Linked DNA regions of Homo sapiens: region 1 is linked to region 2. A link is a loop called in an ENCODE intact Hi-C map of the cell type or tissue named here. Cell type or tissue: PC-9. All regions are shown on one strand.

Region 1 (8,000 bases), 660 kb after region 2:
AATATTTATTACACAAAAGTAGATTAGGATCTCCCCACCCCCAACAGTACTACCACAAAAATGTTACATTACTGCCCAATGTGGAAAAAAATAGTTTTATAGACCCTGATATGTTTGTTTTATCTGGCATGTACAATTTATTGCTTACTAAATAAAATGGGCAAAAGAAATACCAAAATATTCATTTAAAACATATTCATTAACAAGAGTGATTGTCTCTAGGGAGTCGCCCTGGTTTTAGGTAGTGAAGGGCAGAGCTAGGGCAAAAAGGTAGGAGGGAGATTTATTTTTCACTTTTTTCCTTTTATGGCAACTTAACTTTGTATAAGATGCAGGTATTACATACACACACACACAATTTTCCTTTTGTATCAATTTAACTTTGTATAATATGCAGGTATTAAACACACACACACACATACACACACACACACATGCATTAATTAATCACATCTTGAGTAAATCAAAACCCAGGAAAAGTTTTCATTTTAATGGCGCTACTGAGCAGTGATAAACAAAAGGTATTGAATAATGAAAAATCAATCATCCTGGCCAGGCACAGTGGCTCATGCCTGTAATTGCAGCATTTTGGGAGGCTAAGGTAGGAGGATCGCTTGAGCCTAGGAGTTCAAAACCAGCTTGGGCAACATAGCAAGACCCCATCTCTATTTATTTAAAAAAATAAAAAACAATAAAAAGTCAATCATCCCAGGAAACACTAATATTCTACACCGACTTCTAAAAAAAATTATGAGTAGATATGAAAATGGTCAGTGTAAAATGAACCCTAAATTGTTAGGCCGGAATAATTCATGCATACCTTTTTTTTTTTTTTTTTTTAAACAGAGACAGGGCCTTGCTCTGTTGCTCAGGCTGGAGTATAGTGGCATGATCATAGCTCACTGCAGCCTCAAACACCTGGGCTCAAGTGATCCTCCTTCCTCAGCCTCTTGAGTAGCTGGGAATACAGGTGTGTGCCACCATGCCTTGCTAATTTAAAAAAAATTTTCTTTGTAGAGATGAGGTCTTGCTATGTTGCCCAGGCTGTCTCAAACTCCTGGCCTCAAGCTATCCACCTGCCTCGGTTACCATGCTGGCCTGATGTATACTTTTTATCTACAATTCCATTAAATAATGATGATGAGAATAACAACAGTTCCTACTTACTGAACACTTACTATGTGTGAGGCATCCTCTTAAATACTTCTAAATGCTGCTGTGATACTGTTGGTCTAATAAGTATTTATAAAAATATTCAACATCCTAGATGGAGAAAATCCTGATGAAAGTTTTTTGTTTGTTTTTTTTTTAAGACAAGGTCTTGCTCTCTGTCACCCAGGCTGGCGTGCAGTGGCATGATCACGGTTCACTACAGCCTCGACCTCCTGGGCTCAAGTGAATCTCCCACCTCAGCCTCCTAAGGAGTGGGGCTAGAGTGCAGTAGCACGATCTCAGCTCATTGCAGCCTCTACCTCCTGGGTTCAAGTGATTCTCCTGCCTCAGACTCCTGAGTGGCTGGGACTATAGGTGTGCACCACCATGCCCAGCTAATTTTTGTATTTTTAGTAGAGATAGGGTTTCACCATGTTGGCCAGGCTGGTCTTGATCTCCTCACCTCAAGTAATCTGCCTGCCTCAGCCTCCCAAAGTGCTGGGATTACAGGCGTGAGCCACTGTGCTCAGCCCACCCAGACAATTTTTGTACTTTTTGTAGAGATGGGGTTTCGCCACGTTGCCCAGGCTGGTCTTGAACTCCTGGGCTTAAGCGATCTGCTTGCCTTGGCCTCCCAAAGTGCTGGGATTATAAGTGTGAGCCACCGCGCCCAGCACTGTTGAAAATTAAACACTGAGAAAAACTTGAAAACTAGCTAGACTATGGATGCACATCTATTTATAATCACATTTTCTCCTCATACTATGAAAAAGGCAAGTCTTGCAGAGTTGTGGCGCAGGGCCAAAATTAACCTCAACAACTAGTTCTATGACAGTGGATACATTTTATTTCTAGAAACTTACCAAGGGTGTGTCTTTTCCTCCCACAATGCTGAGACCAAGCCCTGAACGTCCCTTGGATATTTCTATAATCATTTCCTGTCCAGGGACAATGGGACACGTTGCGGGGTCCACTGACAGAGGAGCCTGGAAACCACCTGGAAAAGAATTGAACACAGCATGACTGGCATGTAAGAGCTGCAGCTCAGCCTGCACGTTCCATCACGTGGGGAGTGTGGGGCTTGCATGTGTTTATCACTGCACTCTTTTCCTGCCAAACACCATGAAGCAAAAAGCTGGGTCATTCCTGCCTCTTCAGCCAGGGATGACACTGCTGAGATTAAAACGATAACTCCCACCCCTCAACCCATCAATTTTACTTGAAAGTTTTAAATCTTATTTTATTTATTTATATTTTTGAGACAGAGTCTTACTCTGTCGCCCAGGCTGGAATGCAATGGTACGATCTCAGCTCACTGCAACCTCCACCTCCTGGGTTCAAGCAATTCTCCTGCCTCAGCTTCCCAAGTAGCTGGGATTACAGGCACCCACCACCATGCCTGGCTAATTTTTTTATTTTTAGTAGAGACGAGGTTTTGCCATGCTGGCCAGGCTGGTCTCGGACTCCTGGCCTCAGGTGATCCGCCCGCCTTGGCCTCCCAAAGTGCTAGGACTATAGGTGTGAGCCACTGCACCTGGCTAAAAGTTTTAAAATCTTAAAATACATCATGAAAATCTGTATGGAAAAATTACAATGATTAAATGATTAGGTATATGAAGGCCTATGTTACAATGAGAATAAAGGCTGGTATAACAGGAGATTCTGAGCTATAGGATACTAATTAAGAAACAATGCCTAAATACTTTCAATTAGAGCATATCAGATGAATTAAATTATTAAGATGTATAAAGAATTTAATCAATAAAGTATGAAATACCTGAAAATAACAATTACCTAAAATTTATCCCCAAATATATTACATATATAGTAAAGCAAAATATATTATAAACACAAGACTCAAAAATTACTTGCGGGGTTCATAGAGGAAAAGTTTATTTAAAAGTTATTGCTTTTTTACAAAGGTTTATTTTTAAAAACAATTGTTTTAGGTTGGGTTTTTCCAAAGAGTGAGGGAAAAAATGTTTATAGGCTAAGAAAAAATGTTTACTAACACCTGTTTATCCAGCATAAAATCTACACACATGCATTTTCCAGATAACCTATTAAAAACTCAAAACATTCAGCCGGGCACGGTGGTTCACGCCTGTAATCCCAGCACTTTGTGAGGCTGATCACCTGAGGTGGGAGGATCACCTGAGGTCAGGAGTTCGAGACCAGCCTGGTCAACATAGTGAAACCTCGTCTCTACTAAAAATATAAAAAATAGCTGGGCGTGGTTCATGCCTGTAATCCCAGCTACTCAGGAGACTAAGGCAGGAGAATCGCTTGAGCCCGAGGCAGAGGTTGCAGTGAGCTGAGATCGCGCCATTGCACTCTAGCCTGGCCAAGAAGAGTGAAACTCCGTCTCAAAATGGCAACAACAACAACGAAACCTCAAAACATTCAAAATGTTGAATAGTTTCAAGAGATGCTCATATAAAATGTTGAATAGCTTCAAGAGATGCTCATACAAATCATAGTCTCCAGAGAATGTCATATTTTCTGATAACTGAGTTTGATCACCATGAGTATTGTTTCTTACATTATGATATAATTCAGGAAAGGGCTGATGAGAGAGGGCTCCATCTGCTGGTCAGCTGCAGCTAATGCACAGAGCTGAGATGAGATCCCAGTGCTCATTAAACCTATGTAAAAGCAGGGGTCAGCGGACTATAGCTCGCGGATCAAGAATGGCTTTTCACTTTCAAAAGCTTGAAAAAAAATCAAAAGAAAAATAATGTCTCAAAGCATGTGAAAATGATATGAGTCTAAATCTCAGTGTCTATAAATAAAGTCGTATTGGAACACAAACCCACTAATTCATTTATGCCTAGCCTATGGCTGCTAGCATACTACAATGGCAGGGGTGAGTAACTGCAATAGCGGTTGTGTGGCCCATAAGCCTAAAATATTTACAATCTACTTCTTTATAGAAAAAGCTTGTCAATCTCTGGTATAAAACAAAAAGAAACAGGCTCTAGGTAAGCCTGTGGGGGTTCTGCTCTAACTAAGTGATAATCATGGTCTTTGAGATGAAAAGGCACAGGTTTTGGAGTGGCACAGAGCCACAGTTGAGTTCCTAAGCAGGAATTTAACAGGAGGGTGAAAGTGGAGCTCACTTCTCATCAGAAAAATGCATGTAACCACTATTAAAGAGGCTGTTAGAGAAACTAAATGAACAGTGTGTGTGAGGTGCCCGGCCCAGAGTCTGGCACATTGTGGGTATTCACATATCTTGTTCCCATCCATATGGAATTTATTAATCTAAAGGCCTCCTGGTTAACAGCAAGAAATTCAGTGATACAACCATAAAAAGTGCCATATTTAGAAGTAGCCTATGGCCAGCCTATGGTGGCTAGCACACTACAATGGCAGGGGTGAGAAACTACAACAGAGGCTGTGTGGACCACAGCCTAAAATATTTACTATCGACTTCTTTATAGAAAAATCTTGCCAATAAGACAAAAAGAAAGGCTCTAGGTAAGATACAGGCAAGGCAGAATATTAAATTGTAAACCAAATTTGTCTTTAAATCTTTTTGCAGCATATGTATTTTATACCACATTTCCCATTAATTTACAATAAAAATGACGTACGATAGTGGCACACTTTCATGGGTGCTTTAAAAAGTTTCTATTGCTTTTAGGTCGGGTGCGGTGGCTCACGCCTGTAACCTCAGCACTTTGGGAGGCTGAGGTGGGCGGATCACCTGAGTTCAGGAGTTTGATACCAGCCTGACCAACATGGTGAAACCCTGTCTCTACTAAAAATACAAAATTAGCCAGGCATGGTGGCACATGCCTGTAATCCCAACTACTAGGAAGGCTAAGGCAGGAGAATCACTTGAACCCAGGAGGCAGAGGTTGCAGTGAGCCGAGATCACACCATTGCACTCCAGCCTGGGCAACAAGAGCAAAACTCCATCTCAAATAAATAAATAGATAAGTAAATAAAAAGTTTATACTGCCTTTGTAAATGACTAGCGTAGTCTCCTGAGTGAGAAGAGAGAAAAAAACCTGGTGAGACATCCTGGAGATGGCATTTCTTTTCCCTCCTCCACGTTTGCCTCACCCTAGCCAGTCCTGAGTCAATCTTTTTATTTACTTCTCTCATGGAATCCAGCCCCAAACCCAGCTCATACCAAGTCCTCAATAAATGCTTGGTAAGTAGATGAGTAAATGAATAAAATTTCTATAGATTCAACTGTAGGATGATGAACTTCATTTATTTATTTATTTGTTTATTTATTATTTAACCATGAGAATGAAAACCAGGAAGGATGCTGAATTTCTGTCATCTAAGTATAAATATGTGATATATATTACCAAAACTCAACTTGTCTACCTCCATAGTCAGCATGCATTGTTGGTAAAGTGCCAAGTATACATATTTTAATAGGGCATTACAGGCCAGACTGTCTCTGTTGTGACTACTTAACTCCATCATTATAGTGTGAAAAAAGCCACTGACAATACAGAAACAAATGAGTGTCTATAAACCTGTATTTGTGGACACTGAAATATGAATTTCATAGAATATTTTAATAAAATTTTCTTAGGTGTTTTTTCAACCTTTAAAAAGTGAACACCTTTTTTAGCTTGTAGACCATACACAACTAGCTGGTAGGCCAGATTTGACCCATGCGCCATAGTTTTCTGACCACATGCATCAAATGTTTTAGTACATCTACAATGCTTTAAAATAGTACCTGCTTGATGAACTTTATGAAGTTAATATTTATGAAAAAATATATAAAAGGCAAATACCACAAAGATTTCAGAACTGCTAAATTAATGCAGGGTTATGCTTTGCCATTGGTGAGTACTGTCTTTTAAAGAGTTTTATTTTTTACTGATGTATACTGCACAAAAGCAAAGTAGGGCTGGGCACAGTGGCTCACGTCTGTAATCCCAGCACTTTTGGAGGCCGAGGCAGGCAGATCACTTGAGGTCAAGAGTTTGAGACCAGCCTGGCCAACATGGTGAAACCCCATCTCTACTAAAAATGTAAAAATTAGCCGGGCATGGTGGTGAGCACCTGTAATCCCAGCTACTCAGGAGGCCGAGGCAGGAGAATCACTTGAACCCAGGAGGCAGAGGTTGCAGTGAGCTGAGATCAGCCCCCTGCCCTCCAGCCTGGGTGACAGAATGAGACTCTGTCTCAAAAAAAAAGAAAAAAAAGCAAGTAGAAATACCTATTATTCTTTATAAAGTTCTATTTTCAACCCCCAGTCAGCATAATTCAAGCCAGGAATTTAAAGACAGAATGTGCATGCCAATTTCTTTAAGCATTGAAAATCAACATTCTTCAAACAGCTTAAAGCAACATTTGCAGGGCTAAAAATTGGGTTTGATAGGATTTTTAAAGAGATATTACTCAAGACCTAAATATAATCTTTTGTAGAGATTAGAGAAGAATAATACAGAAGCCTCAGATTCAAATAACATTTACTGAGGTCCTTTTCTTTTCCTTTTTTTTTTTTTTGAGACAGAGTCTCACTCTGTCACCCAGGCTGGAGTGCAGTGGTGCAATCTCAGCTTACTGCAACTTCTGCCTCCTGGGTTCAGGCGATTCTCCTGCCTCAGCCTCCCGAGTAGCTGGGATTACAGGCATGCGCCACCATGCCTGGCTAATTTTTCGTATTTTTAGTAGAGACAGGGTTTCACCATGTTGGCCAGGCTGGTCTTGAACTCCTGACCTACTGAGGTCCTGTTCTGTTCTAGTGCTCTTATATTCAAAAAGCAACAGGCAATGGCGATGGCAGAGAGGAGGAAAAATGATGTAGGAAATGAAGTGACCTATCCAAGCCCCAAAGCTAAGGAAGCGGAGGAAGTATCCAGAGTCAGACTTCTGCCTCCTGGTCCAGTTCTCGTTTTAGGACATTATGATCCCTTGCCTTCTCTAAGGCTTAATGAGCCAGATCTGCTGAGAGAAAGAATCATACCATAGCCTGTGAAGTCTGCATCTGTTGAATGGTATGATGAAGCTGGTGCTAATGGTATCTCTTGTGAACTGAAGGAGACTTTTGTTGGATATTTTTGCTGTTTCATCTGGCTGACAGCCTACAAAAGAAAGGAAAATTAGATGAATATCAAAAAGGAGAAAGGTAACAAGAAAATACTTTAAAACTGGTGTATTGTTACCAAAACAATGGTGCAGTCCAATGATGTCTTTTGAGAATATAAGGTTGGAGGGTGGCAAGAAGTTAGGATGATTTATGCCTCGTTCCTCATTCTTCCCTATTTAACTTTACAACTAAAATGCTTTGATGAAGGGCAGATCAAGGAAGGGAGGAAAGATAAAAGCTGAAGATACTCTGTCAGTGTGATCTGTACATGAAGCTGGGGGTGGGAGGCAAAACAAAAATTATCTTGCAATTTCTACTCATTCTGATGAAATCAGCAAGAAGCCCCTTTATCTATGGACTTTGAAGTGACTTATCTGTGTTGTGCACATTGAAAAACAATCTACGCTGGGGATGTTTAGAGCATCAACACTGTCCATTTCTTCTGGACACACTAGAGTCAAAGATGCATTTGGTAGGTTAATTAAGCAAAATGAGGGGCAGACAAAGAAAACCAACACCTACTGAAAGCCTACTAAATGCCAGCTACATCAGTGACATTTAATTCACATAAAGGAAGCATAGCTCCTTTATTGAGTCCCTACTATGTTCCAGGCACCTACGATACCCAGTGCCTGGAACATAGTAGGGACTCAATAAAGTGCTTGATGAATGAATGAACAAGAAAGAAAGAACAAAGAAAAGCAAAACTGAAGACATGAGTAACTCAGGGTAGAAAGTGAACTTGCAATTCAGTGAAGGTACAGGGACCTCTACTGTGTGA
Region 2 (8,000 bases):
TGGATGGACCCATATGGCAAACAACTGAGGGTGGCCTAGGACCAACAGCTAGTAAAAAACTTAGGCCCTCAGTTCAACAACCTGCAAAGAACTGAATCCTGGCAACAATCACTGTGTAAACTTGCAAGCACATTCCTCCCCAGTCATGCCTTCAAATGAGACCAAAAACCAAAAACCTTGGCCAGCACCTTGACTGCAGCCTTGTCCGAGACCAGGAAGCAGAGGACCCACCTAAGTAAGCCATGGCAATTCCTAACCCACAAAAAGTGTGAGATAATAAATGTTATTCTTTAAAACCACTAAGAGGCTGGGCATGGTGGCTCACACCTGTAATCCCAGCACTTTGGGATGCTGAGGCAAGCAGGAGTTTGAGGTCAGGAGTTTGAGACCAGCCTGGCCAACATGGCAAAACTAGTCTCTACTAAAAACACAAAAATTAGCAAGGTGTGGTGGTGGGTGCCTGTAATCCCAGCTACTCGGGAGGCTGAGGCTGGAGAATCACCTGAACCCAGGAGGCAGAGGTTGCAGTGAGCTGAGATCGTGCCACTGTACTCCAGCCTGGGCAACAAAAGTGAAACTCCATCTGCAAAAAAAAAAATACTAAGAGTTGGAGTAACTTGTTATTCAAAATAAATAATGTAGTGGAAGAGAAAGATTTTGCAATATTAAACATTACATATTACTCCTCAATGTACATATATACATATACGTAGATCTAAACATAATAATTCATGATGTAGTTTAACAATTCTTTACATTGGCAACATGACAAGCATTGCACATTAACAGTGCAAATAGTTTTATCTTTATAAAAATATTTAACAAGTTAAATAAAATTAAAATTAAATACTATTAAATATTTTCAAAATATTAAATTTTTATTTTACTTGAATAATTTTTATTTTGTTAATAAAATTTTTGCTTTGAATTTTAATAAATGAAATTAACAATTTCAGAAGAAAAATAACTTTTTAAAATATAAAAATAATTGTTAAATTTTACATTTATTTTAACTTATATTTTTATAAAATTTATGCAAATTTTATGACCTTATACTTTTTTATTTTTTAATTCCTCAGGCCATTTTACAATAAAATACAATTTATGTAAAAATATTGATTATAAAAACACATTTAGTTATTTTGTTGAAATTAAGGGAAGAAAACTAATCTCATGGAATAAGCATGTGTGATGAGTTGAATTGTGTCCCCTGCTCCTAAAATTTACAGGTTGAAATCCTAAACCCCAGTAACTCAGAATATGACCTTATTTGGAAATAGAATCATTGCAGATATGATTAGTTAAGGTAAAGTGAGATAATACCAGAGTAGGGTGAACTGTGAATCCTATATGACTGGTGTCCTTATTAAAACGGGAAATTTGAACACAGAGACAAACATGAAGGGATAACTCTAGGTGACGATTGGAATTATACTTTCCAGTAGGAGCATGAGACAGATCTTTTCTAGCTCCTTCAGAGGGAGCATGGCCTTGTCAATGCTTTGATCGTGGACCTCCGGTCTCTAAAATTGTGAGATAACAAATTTCTGTTGTTTAAGCCACTCAGTTGGTGGTACTTTGTTATAGCAGCCCTAGCAAACTAATATAGTATGCAATAATTTATAAATTATGTATGTCTTTCTTTTATTACTTGCCCAAATATTGCCAGTCTATCAACAGGATACACAGACATACACAATAATACTTAATTAAGCTCAATCAACTTTGATATTCAATCAATTTGTTATTCATCAATTTGATGACATTCAATAACAGAAAACCATAAGTTTAACCATATTTCCCAATTTGTTATTATAAAAGTATATTTAGACAAGGTAGAAAGATAAAAAAGTATAGTTTTAGCTCTTATAATTAGGTCTATGATCCATTTTGAGTTCCGATGGTATATGCTATGAGGTTAAGAGTTCATTCTTGTGCAAGTGGATATTCAGTTGTCCTAGTGTCATTTGTCGGAAAGATTATTTTTGCCCCACTAAATTGTATTGGCATGTTTGTTGAATATCAGTTGCCCATAAGTTATGGATGTATTTCTGAACCTGCAATTCTATTCTGTTGATATATATGTCTATCCTTATGCCAGCACAATACTGTCTTGACTACTATAACTTTGCGGTAGGTTTTGAAATTGGAAAATGTGAGTTCTCCAACTTTCTTCTTTTTCAACACTGTTTGGCTCTTCTGGGTCTCTTGCATTTCCTTATGGAGTTTAGAATAATCTTGTCAATTTCTGTAAAAAAAAAAAAAAAGCCAGCCAGAATTTTCATAGGAATTACGCTGAATCTGTAGCTCAATTTCAAGAGTATTGACATCTTAACAATATCAAGTCTTCCAATCCATGAACACAGATGCCTTTCTATTTATTTAAACCTCTAATTTCTTTCAATGATTTTTGTATGTTTTGTGTAGAAATCTTGCATTTCTTGTGTTAAATTTATTCCTAAGTATTTTATTCTTTTTGATGCTATTGTAGATGAAGTTGTTTTCTTAATTTCATTTTCAGATTACTTGTTCCTAGTGAATAGGAAAAATAACTGATTGTTGCATATTGATCTTGTACCATACCACCTTGAGTACACTTATTTATTAACTCTTAAACTTTTTTGTGGATTACCTAGGATTTACTTTCTGTATATGTGATGTCATCCATAAACAGATAGTTTTGCTTTTCTCCTTTCCAATTTGGATGTGTTTTATTTCTTTTTCTTAACTAATTGCCCTGATTAGAACCTCTAGAACAATGTTGAATAGAAGTGACAAGAACAATATCTATGTCTTGTGTCTGATCTGAAGGGAAAATCTTATTAGCTGTTGGACTTTGAGCAAGATATCTAACTTCTCCGTACTCAGTTTCCTTATCTGCAAAATGAAAATAATAATAGTACCTCCTTTATAAGGTTCTTGTGAAGATTATAAGAATCAATACAAGTAAAGTACATGGATCAGTGCTGGACATATGTCGTCTGCTTTTATTTTGGTCACTTTACTAAACATCACATGTACTGTCATCATCATTCTTAGCGTAATAGACAAGTTGGCTAAATTTCAAAGAATAATTCCTAAACCTGGGTATCTGTGTTACAAATTGTAGCTTATATTAAAGATATCCTCCTTCATAAAAAGTATAACATGAAGGTTGAGCAGATTAAATATGTCTAGAAAGTTGACCCTAGAATTAGTGATGAGAAAATATTGGGCATAGAAACGTAACAAATTAAACAGATTTCAATGAGTTGCCAGTAGATGGCTCTCTTAATCTGCTATTTCATTTTGAGTTCAGCTCTGTGCTTTTTTATATATTAAGTCACATCATCAAAAACCGCTGAAGAATGAGGCAGAGTGCTTTCCAGGAGCGATCTAATTTATTTGCCTTTCTTCTGGTGGGATTTACCATTCACAGTTGTAAACACACTTGCAGAGAAACCTCCTCAGTCAACCTCTGAGCTGAGAAACCTCCTCAGCTATGGTTTTGTTTGTTTTTAATTAATAAAACATGAGGAAACACTTTTGGATTTTGTTTTGTTTCGTTTTATTTTGAGACAAGGTCTCACTCTGTCACCTAGGCTGGAGTGCAGTGGTGCAATCTCAGCTCACTGAAACCTCTGCCTCGGGGTTCAAGCAATCCTCCTGCCTCAGCCTCCTGAGTAGCTGAAATTACAGGTGTGTGCCCCCATGCCCGGCTAATTTTTTAAATTTTTTGTAGAGACGGGGTTTCACCGTATTGCCCAGGCTGGTCTCAAACTCCTGACTCATGCGCCTGCCTCGGCCTTCCAAAGTGCTGGGATTATAGGTGTGGGCCACCAGGCCCGGCCTGGAAATGTTTTAATTGGAGCCTTAGAATGTCAATTATTTTTATTCACCGTGCTAGATGAATGAACATAATTTATTTTTTTAATTTTTCACAGACAATGGACTTCCAGTTTTTCTTGCTATATTTCTTTTTAATAGCTTTAGACCTGTCTAATCCTTCCCTCAGTTTTTCTCTGTATTATAATAAAGCCAAGTAATGGACTTATACAAATTTATCTTTTCTTTCTTTCTTTTTTTATTTTAGAGATAGGATCTCTCTATGTTGCCCAGGCTGCATTTGAACTCCTGGGTTCAAAGTGATCTTCCTGCTTCAGCCTCCCAAGTAGCTTGGACTACAGATACATAGCACCATGCCGGGCAAGTCTATTTGTTCTTTAATATATCGGTTAGCTGTTCAAGACCTTTCTGTTCCTGTGGCACTTTGCCTTCATTTTATTATACTGTCATTTATTAGCATTGATTACTTTTACTACTAGTTCCTCAAATGTTTGGTGAAGCTATACCTTATTCTCTAAGACATTAGTTGCTGTGACAGATACATCCAGATGTTTGCCTGTCAAACCTTACAATGTATAGAGTTCATAGCCCTACCTACTGCTTCTGCAAAGTTCTAGAACTTATTTCCTCAGAATTATGTCTCTAAACTCCTAAATATGCCTGTGCTCTACAGTTCCATCCCATCCTAGGCCAGTTGAGAGAGGAAGAACAGACTCTTCCACTGGTTTCACAAAAAACTTGCTTGTAGCCAAATACTTGATAAAAGTCTGCAGGGTTCTAGAGAGGAGTCACAGGGCAAGGTGCCTAGTCTTTCACCAGTTCAAACAGTTGTTTGGTTTCCCTTCATATTTTCTCTTCTTTACTTCTCTCCATTTCATCCCTATATCTCCAGAATAAAAAAAATAAACTCAACCCTCTTCTCCACAGAACCGTTCTTCCAAGAGTCAGATGTTAAGTTCCTCAGATTCCTGAACTGTTCCCATGGGTAACTCTAAAGCTGGATGGCCTTTTAGGTACGTCCTGAATCAAGGCAAGAGGCCAGCCCTTTGTATCCCTCATTGATCAGTCTTTGGATTCAAGCTATTCTCAGGGAGGAGGGATAAACTTGAGTGAGACACCTCCCTTTGTCTCAGAAAGAGACTCAACTATGAGCCATCAGCAGCCAACACTCCCAAAACCTGAAGGAAACCAATGCTTCGATTCTAAATAAGGCATCTGGGTAGTGTGCTGTAGAATTCACTTCAGAGTCCATCTTCAGAAGAAAAAAGCAAGGCCCCAAAAGCAAGAAATAAACCAGAATAAGCTATGAAGACCCAACAACATTATTTGAGTCCCTTAGCACAGTTCTATTCCTGGAATTTGTAGGGATGTGAGCCAATAGATTCCATTTTCTGCTTTTGCTGTTTGAAATTGGGTTTCTGGCACTTACAACTGAAGGACTCCTGACTAACAATACTTTATGTTTGAAGAAAGCAATAATCACTATTTTCTACTTCCTGCACTTATCACAATGTTTGTATTATAATTTCTTTGTTTATACATCTATTTCTCTAATGAAATTATAAATTTCTTAAAAAATCATATTAGGTTGGTGCAAAAGTAATTGCTGGTTTTGCCATACTTTTATTTACCCTATCTCTAGCATCTATAGAAATGCATAAATAAAGGTGATAGGGAATAAATATTTGTTGAATTAATGAATAAGAAAGTGCCAAGATTATAGACAATGAATGGGTATGGACATGGAAGAGTTCACAGGGCACAATAAGTAAAGAAAGGGTAGTCAAAAATTGACTTACCAAAAAAATAGACTTGAAAGACATAATATTTGGGCTCTCAGAGTTCACATCTCCTCTCTTAGCCCTACCCAAAGTGGAATTTAACCAAAGATACTTAGATTTATTTATTTATTTACTTATTTATTTATGAGACAGAAATGTGTTCTGTTGCCCAGGCTGGAGTGCAGTGGTGCAAACATGGCTCACTGCAGCGTTGATCTCCTGGGCTCAAGTCATCCTCCTGCCTCAGCCTCCTAAGTAGCTGGGACCACAGGCACACACCACCATCCTTGGCCAATTTTTAAAAAAATTTTATTTATTTATTTTTAAATTTTTTTCCTTAAGTTATTGGGGTACAGGTGGTATTTGGTTACATGAATAAGTTCTTTAGTGGTGATTTGTGAGATTTCAGTGCACCCCATCACCCGAGCAGTACACACTGCACCATATTTGTAGTCTTTTATCCCTCACCCCCTTCACACTCTTCCCCTCAAGTCCCCAAAGTCCATTGTATCATTCTTATTATGCCATTGTGTCCCCATAGCCTAACTCCCACATATCAGTGAGAACTTATGATGTTTTGTTTTCCATTCCTGAGTTACTTAACTTAGAATAATAGTCTCCAGTCTATCCTGATCACTGTAAATGCTGTCAATTCATTCTGTTTTATGGCTGAGTAGTATTCCATCACATATATATGATATATGTATCATACATATCATACATCCATATGATATATGTATCATACATATCATACATACATATATGTATATATCTCATATATGTATATATCTCATATATATGATACATATATACACCACAGTTTCTTTATCCACTCATTGACTGATGGACAATTAGTTTGGTTCCACGATTTTGCAACTTGTGAATTGTGCTGCTATAAACATGTGTGTGCAGTATCTTTTTCGAATAATGACTTATTTTCCTCTGGGTAGATATCCAGTAGTGGGATTGCTGGATCAAATGGTAGTTCTACTTTTAGTTCTTTAAGGAATTTCCACACTGTTTTCTATAGTGGCTGTACTAGTTTACATTCCTACAAGCAGTGTAGAAGTGTTCCCTGTTCACAGCATCCATGCCAACATCTACTATTTTTTAATTTTTTTGATTATGGACATTCTTGCAAGAGTGAGGCAGTACCGCATTGTGGTTTTGATTTGGATTTCCCTGATCATTAGTGATGGTGAGCATTTTTTCATATGTTTGTTGGCCATTTGTATATCTTCTTTTGAGAACTGTCTATTCAAGTTCTTAGTCCACTTTTTGATGGGATTGTTTTTTTCTTACTGATTTGTTTGAGTTCATTGTAGATTCTGGATATTAGTCCTTTGTCAGGTATAGATTGTGAAGATTTTCTCCCACTCTGTGGGTTGTCTGTTTACTCTGCTGACTGTTCCTTTTGCCATGCAAATCTCTTTGGATTAATTAGGTCCCAGCTATTTATCTTTGTTTTTATTGCGTTTGCTTTTGGGTTCTTGGTCATGAAATCCTTGCCTAAGCCAATATCTAGAAGGGTTTTTCCAATGGTATCTTGTAGAATTATTATAGTTTCACGTCTTAGGTTTAAGTCCTTAATCCATCTTGAGTTGACTTTTGTATAAAGTGAGAGATGAGGATGCAGTTTCATTCTCCTACATGTGGCTAGCCAATTATCCCAGCACCATTTGTTGAAAAGGGTGTTCTTTCCCCACTTTATGATTTTGTTTGCTTTGTTGAATATCAGTTGGCTGTAAGTATTTGGGTTTATTTCTGGGTTCTCTATTCTGTTCCATTGGTCTACGTGCTTATTTTTATACCAGTACCATGCTGTTTTGGTGACAATGACCTTATATTATAGTTTGAAATCAGGTAGTGTGATGCCTCCAGATTTGCTCCTTTTGCTTAGTCTTGCTATGGCTATGGGGGCTCTTTTTTGGTTCCATATGAATTTTAGAATTTTTTTTCTAACTCTGTGAAGAATGATGTTGGTATTTTGATGGGGATTGTGTTGAATTTGTAGATTGCATTTGGCAGTATGGTCATTTTGACAATACTGATTCTACCCATCCATGAGCATGGGATGTGTTTCCATTTGTTTGTGTTGTCTACGATTTATTTCAACAGTGTTTTGTAGTTTTCCTTGTAGAGGTCTTTCAACTCCTTTATTAGGTATATTCCTAAGTTTTTTTTCGTTGTTGTTTTTTGTTTTTTGTTTTTTTGCAGCTATTGTAAAACGGGTTGATTTCTCGATTTGATTCTCAGCTTGGTCGCTGTTGGTGTATAGAAGAGCTACTGATTTGTGAATATTAATCTTGTATCTGGAAACTGCTGAATTCTTGTATCAGTTCTAGGAGCTTTCTGGAGGAGTCCTTAGGGTTCTCAAGGTAAACCATCATATCA

Evidence for each region. Hi-C counts contacts between places; a loop is a spot of excess contacts. Peaks named below come from ENCODE experiments on the same cell type or tissue, not always from the same donor. Only the 100,000 strongest peaks of a DNase experiment are listed, where the experiment ranks them.
Region 1: a loop joins it to region 2, with 6 times the contacts of the local background. A loop is called at or near these places in 6 of 110 quality-filtered maps.

What each region holds. Positions count from the first base shown.
Region 1 is chr1:62,078,664-62,086,663 of GRCh38, reverse strand. It overlaps PATJ (PATJ crumbs cell polarity complex component), which reads right to left. Exons shown (of 44, transcript NM_001350145.3): 32 at 7,097-7,214; 33 at 2,016-2,149. MIR3116-1 (microRNA 3116-1) reads right to left here and starts at 7,878; the gene lies at 7,805-7,878. It overlaps MIR3116-2 (microRNA 3116-2), which reads left to right and starts at 7,808; the gene lies at 7,808-7,875. In PC-9, CTCF peaks have their summits at 3,521 and 3,729 (motif pointing left); no DNase peak of the experiment used is centred here.
Region 2 is chr1:62,741,985-62,749,984 of GRCh38, reverse strand. No RefSeq gene overlaps it. Among named protein-coding and RNA genes, the nearest start is that of ATG4C, 38 kb to the left of the region's middle. In PC-9, CTCF peaks have their summits at 3,062 and 3,263 (motif pointing right); no DNase peak of the experiment used is centred here; H3K4me3 peaks cover 587 bases.